Regions from separate parts of the Homo sapiens genome. Here region 2 is linked to region 1. Evidence: chromatin contacts called from ENCODE Hi-C or POLR2A ChIA-PET data. All regions are on one chromosome and are shown on one strand. The core of a region is the stretch at or near the end of the contact, and the rest is flanking DNA. Distances in the headings are between cores, read along the strand shown. Region 1 holds the start of SNRPE (small nuclear ribonucleoprotein polypeptide E). Region 2 holds the start of EIF2D (eukaryotic translation initiation factor 2D).

What was found. Hi-C counts contacts between places; a loop is a spot of excess contacts on that map. ChIA-PET counts read pairs that join two places held with the same protein, here RNA polymerase II (POLR2A). Pooled maps may share reads with other maps.
Region 2: a map of naive thymus-derived CD4-positive, alpha-beta T cell shows a loop between it and region 1 (12-fold over the local background). The contact joins the promoter of EIF2D here to the promoter of SNRPE in region 1. A Hi-C loop is called at or near these places in 1 of 168 maps with a recorded cell type or tissue (naive thymus-derived CD4-positive, alpha-beta T cell) and 4 of 50 pooled maps. POLR2A ChIA-PET finds 5 or more read pairs at or near these places in 1 of 52 experiments (RWPE1).

What each region holds. Positions count from the first base shown.
Region 1 is chr1:203,860,326-203,862,873 of GRCh38, reverse strand. It overlaps SNRPE (small nuclear ribonucleoprotein polypeptide E), which reads right to left and starts at 1,275. Exons shown (of 5, transcript NM_003094.4): 1 at 1,161-1,275; 2 at 652-678. The coding sequence starts at 1,214. RefSeq lists enhancers at 170-745, 1,131-1,390, 1,199-1,493.
Region 2 is chr1:206,611,184-206,613,731 of GRCh38, reverse strand. EIF2D (eukaryotic translation initiation factor 2D) reads left to right here and starts at 1,267. Exons shown (of 15, transcript NM_006893.3): 1 at 1,267-1,445; 2 at 2,358-2,548. The coding sequence starts at 1,390. RefSeq lists a silencer at 1,005-1,214 and an enhancer at 1,505-1,574.

The DNA of each region.
Region 1 (2,548 bases), core at 26-2,525:
TGCAGCAAAATCCAGTTCCAAAACAAAGCCTTCTCATGTCACACACCTAACAACTAGGACAGGAGCCCTCAATTCAGGTGGTTAAGAATTATTATCACCTGAAATTAATGTTTTTCAGTTGTGTTATCACACTATAAAATTTAAGTTGCTAAAATTTCCCTCAAAGGAAAGCAGCTGCCACTAAACTCCTCTGAAGCTACCCCTTCTCTCTTCCTTTTTTCGTCTTTAAGTTTTCCCACAGGTATTAAACACACCACCTCTTGACATGGTTTAAGTTGGCTGGGTTTTTCTTCCAATGTTTCATCCTAAAGGGGAGAGGTTCCAATGTTCTAGCCATAATCACTACTAACAAAACTACTGATGCCCAAATACCATGGTCAAGTCTGCTAATAATACTTTTTGGAATTAAAAAGTATTTTTGATCTTGCAAAGTAATGGATACAATTCTTTGCATGTTGGGAAGTGGCATGGATACACACCACTTCATCACATTAGTGCTTTCTAAGTACTCCTTCCCCTCAATTACCCTCCAATCTCCAGTTACATCTATTTTTAAATTCTAGAACACAGCGATCGCTCAGGTTAACACAAAAAACTAAATCAGTTCACCTCTTATTTAAAAAGTAGTTACGAAACAAGCAACTTACGTACATTTTGTAAGTATCTGAAGATGAGGTTCTGCACCACAGTGGCTAAGGAAAAAATACAAAAGCAGCATAGACTCTGCTTCCTGAAACAACCGGACGACGCTATTCCCGTCTCACCTTTGTTTACTAAACGCGAGGTCTGGTGCTTACGCAAACAACAAGTGCCCAGCTGGGCATTCGTTACGGGTCTTCTAAAGACTAAAGAACATCCATTCCACTTTCATCCCCCTGGAGTTTCCCAAAACCGTTAACTCCCGTTTTCACTCCGCACCTGAAGTTCTCTTCCCTCCTTTTGCCGCGTCCATTCCTGCATTCCCCACGGCAGGGGTCCCCCCAAGACCACCTCCCCACCATCACGGTTCAACTACCCGCGCTTTCTTCCAGTCTTGGTAGCCCCGGGGGCTCATGGGATGTGGATCCGTACTCCACTATCCCAGGCCTGCCCTCAGCCTGCGCCTTCGCACCCCGTATTCTGACCCGAACCTCCTAGTCCTGACATCCTGCGTAGGATACGATGGGCTGCACCATAACCTTCTGCACTTTCTGACCCTGGCCACGGTACGCCATGGTGGAATTTCACAAAGAGCACACCCGCACGCTGCCTCTGAGAGCAACTTCCGGAATAAAGAACCGGAAGCGGAAGTGTGAAGGTCACGCGGCGGCATGGGCGGCTCCTGGGAAATGCCCCTCTAGCCATGAAGTCACGTTTCTTCGCTGCATGGCCTCCGAGGGAGGCCAAACTGAGGCGTCTGCGCTGTGGAAGGTGGGCCGGTCCTACAGCGCCACCTGGAGGGAGGCGGGAGGAGGTGCCTTCGGTTGTATAGTGGCCGTGGTAGGAGGAGTGCCGTCCTGTCTCCAATTTCTTTTCTTTTTTTTTTTTTGAGGCGAAGTCTCGCTCTGTCGCCCAGGCTGGAGTGCAGTGGCGCGATTTCAGCTCACTGCAACCTCAGCCTCCAGGGTTCAAGCGATTCTCCTGCCTCAGCCTCCCGAGTAGCTGGGACTACAGGCGCCTGCCACCACGTCCGACTAATTTTTTGTGTTTTTAGTAGAGACGGGGTTTCACCATGTTGGCCAGGATGGTCTCGATCTCCTGACCTCATGATCCGCCCGCCTCGGCCTCCCAAAGTGCTGGGATTACAGGCGTAAGCCACCGCGCCCGGCCTGTATCTCCATTTTCTGAGTTAGCTTGAAAAGCCAAAATCGTCCCAGTGTGTATCTCTATGTGTAAAATGAGTTAATTTCGTGCCTTTCCTAAAGCCTATTTTGCTGGAGTTTAGGCTTGATAGCAGCGTTGTGGTGGAAAGGGTAGGGCGGCAAGGAGCCCAAACTTCAGGCCTCCCACCTCTGGCAGTCGGCCAGAGGCGGTCTGCATTCCAAAGCCAGACGCCTGGTTCCCTCCAGTTACGGATTCAATTCTCATCCATTTCGTGGAGAGTTACTGTTCAGGTGGCAACTGAGGGTGGCGATTTACCAGGAAGACGCTGAAATCCACATGCTGGGCGCAAATCCAGCTCTTTTAGAGTTGGTGACCAAGGATAAATTACTCAGCCTCGCCATGTCTTGGCTTAGTTTCCAAAACGGAGATTATAGTAAAGATTAACTTTACTCAGGGGCTTAAAGATTCAATGAAATAATTGTCTATGTGTGCACACAGTTAGGCGTCAGCCAGTGTCAGAACATGTCCTTCCCTGGATAACACAGCTACTAAGTGGAGCAGCTGGAATTTGTAGGTGTGCCTGACCCCAAAGTCCACCTACCTTTCCATTGTGTCATGGCTTGTGGCCTGGCAGAGATTTCACTTAATTGGCATACACATGTTATAGAGGAGGAAACTGAAGTTTAGACTTTTGAAAGGACTTGCCTAAGGGAACACGGATTAGGGCAAATGGCAGAATCAAAAT
Region 2 (2,548 bases), core at 18-2,517, 2.8 Mb before region 1:
CCGAGGCGGACAGATCTCTTGACCTCAGGAGTTTGAGACCAGCCTGGGCAACAAGGTGAGATCCTGTCTCTACAAAAAATACAAAAATTAGCCTGGTGTGGTGGTGCCCGCCTGTAGTCCCAGCTACTCGGGAGGCTGAAGCGGATGGATCGCTTGAGCCCGGGAGGTGGAGGCTGCATTGAGCTGAGATTGCGCCACTGCACTCCAGCCTGGGTGACACAGCGAGACCCTGTCTCCAAGTAAACAAAATAAAATAAAATAAAGAAAAATATTCAAAAAGCCCTCGAGGTTTTTTTGTTTGTTTGTTTGATTTTTTTGATACGGAGTCTTACTCTGTTGTCCAAGGTGGGGTGCAGTGGCACAATCTCGGCTCACGGCAACCTCTGCCTCCTGGGCTCAAGCGATCCTACCGCCTTAGCCTCCCCAGGCATGCGCCACCACACCCGGCTGAATTTTTCTTTTTTCTTTTCTTTTTTTTTTTTTTTTGAGACGGACTTTCACTCTTGTTGCCCAGGCTGGAGTGCAATTGTGCAATCTCGGCTCACCACAACCTCTGCCTCCCGGGTTCAAGCAATTCTCCTGCCTCAGCCTCCCGAGTAGCTGGGATTACAGGCATGCTCCACCATGCCCGGCTAATTTTGTATTTTTAGTACAGACAGGGTTTCTCCATGTTGATCAGGCTGGTCTCGAACTCCCGACCTCAGGTGATCCGCCCACCTCGGCCTCCCAATTCTTTTTCTTTCTTTCTTTCTTTCTTTTTTTTTTTTTTTTTTTTTTTTTTTATTTTGTATTTTTTATGGAGATGGGGTTTCGCCATGTTGCCCAGGCTGGTCTCGAACTTCTGGGCTTAAGCGGTCCGCCCGCCTCGGCCTCCCAAAGTCTGGGATAACAGGCTTGGGCCACCGCGCCCGGCCGAAGCCTGAACTGTTTATCAGTTCAATTATTTTTGCGGAATTGAACCGAACCGAATGGAATGGGAGCTTGCAGAGAGCTTCTACTCAAAGCAGTTCCTAAGGTTGATGGGGTGGAAGGAAATAAACAGAACAGCTATTGGCGTGGCCGAGTCGCTACGGACGGGGAACCCGAGCCGCTCGCGCAGGCGCAGAGCCAGGCCCGCGAGGGGATGGGAAGGTGGGGGGGAGGGGCGTTCCCTGGGCCCTGCCCCTCCCTGCCCTGCTTTAGTTCCAGGTACCGCCACTGGGGGCGGCCGCGGCCTCCCCAGCGGCAACGGCCACGAAGCTGCGCGGCCCTGGTTTCCAGCCGGGCCCTTTTCGCGGCCGGGCCCCAGCATGGCTGCCCCCACGGCTGAGGGCCTGGCAGCTGCTGCGCCCTCGCTTTCTTGACATTCCCTGGCTTCTGTGCTCTCTTCCCCAGGCCACCCCAGCAGACATGTTTGCCAAGGCCTTTCGGGTCAAGTCCAACACGGCCATCAAGGGGTCGGACAGGTGAGGGAGGAAAGGGGCCTGCTCTGCCACGGAACAACCAGACACCTCTTGGGCCCCGCTGGCCCATAGCCCTCGCTATTCTTGGCCGACATCCTCGGGTGGAGGCCGAGGGGTATGCCAGGGAAGGGACCCCAGGAGGCAAGGGTGGGTTAGACACATTTTGAGGTGAGGATGGAGGGGGACCTGGCTCTCTTTTGGATAGTCTAGTGAGTTTAAAAGAAAACGTAGTTAAGTCAGAGTTTACTGACTGCAGACTATTTAAGGTGTTGTGGAGAATGCAGAAGTGAAGGAATACAGAATTCTTGCCCTCCAAAGAGCTTAATGCCCCTTGGGAGAGATCGGATGGGATACCAAGAATTAAAAGTATAAGAGAAAAAAATGACTAGTGATTAATTCTGGCAGGAGAGACAGCTGGAAACTGAGGTGGGAGGGAATAAGGCACATGTGGTAAGAAGAACTGTATCTGTTCAGACAGGGTCACAAATGGAGATTGTGTTTGGAATTTTGTAACCAGTGCTTTATAGTTGTCTATAGGTCTCATGGCATAGTTATTTAATCATAAACTGGCATATTTGCGAAGCATGTATGAGAAAGGAGTGGGCCCAAGGGCTAGGCATGAAGTCAGGAAGGCAGGGCTGTTTCCTGTGTCAGGCTAACTTGGATTGTTCACTGGGCCTGTTTTCCCACCCATAAAATGGGAAGGCATACCCCAGGAATGAGTGAAAATAGATGACAATGGATGAAAAAGAGTTTAGGATGTTTCAGAAGAGTGTGTGTGAGACTAGGACATCATAAACCAGGCAATCTTTCTTTGGCCCTTGTGATTTTATAGTGAGCACTTTTGAGTTCGTTCTTGATATTTATTAAAAGTCTGTCCAGGCAGCATTCACAGTGCTGGTGTGCTTTCCACAGGAGAAAGCTTCGAGCTGATGTGACAACTGCTTTCCCCACCCTTGGAACTGATCAAGTCTCTGAGTTAGTACCTGGAAAGGAGGAGCTCAACATTGTGAAGTTGTATGCTCACAAAGGGGATGCAGTGACTGTGTACGTGAGTGGTGGTAACCCCATCCTCTTTGAACTGGAGAAAAATCTGTATCCAACAG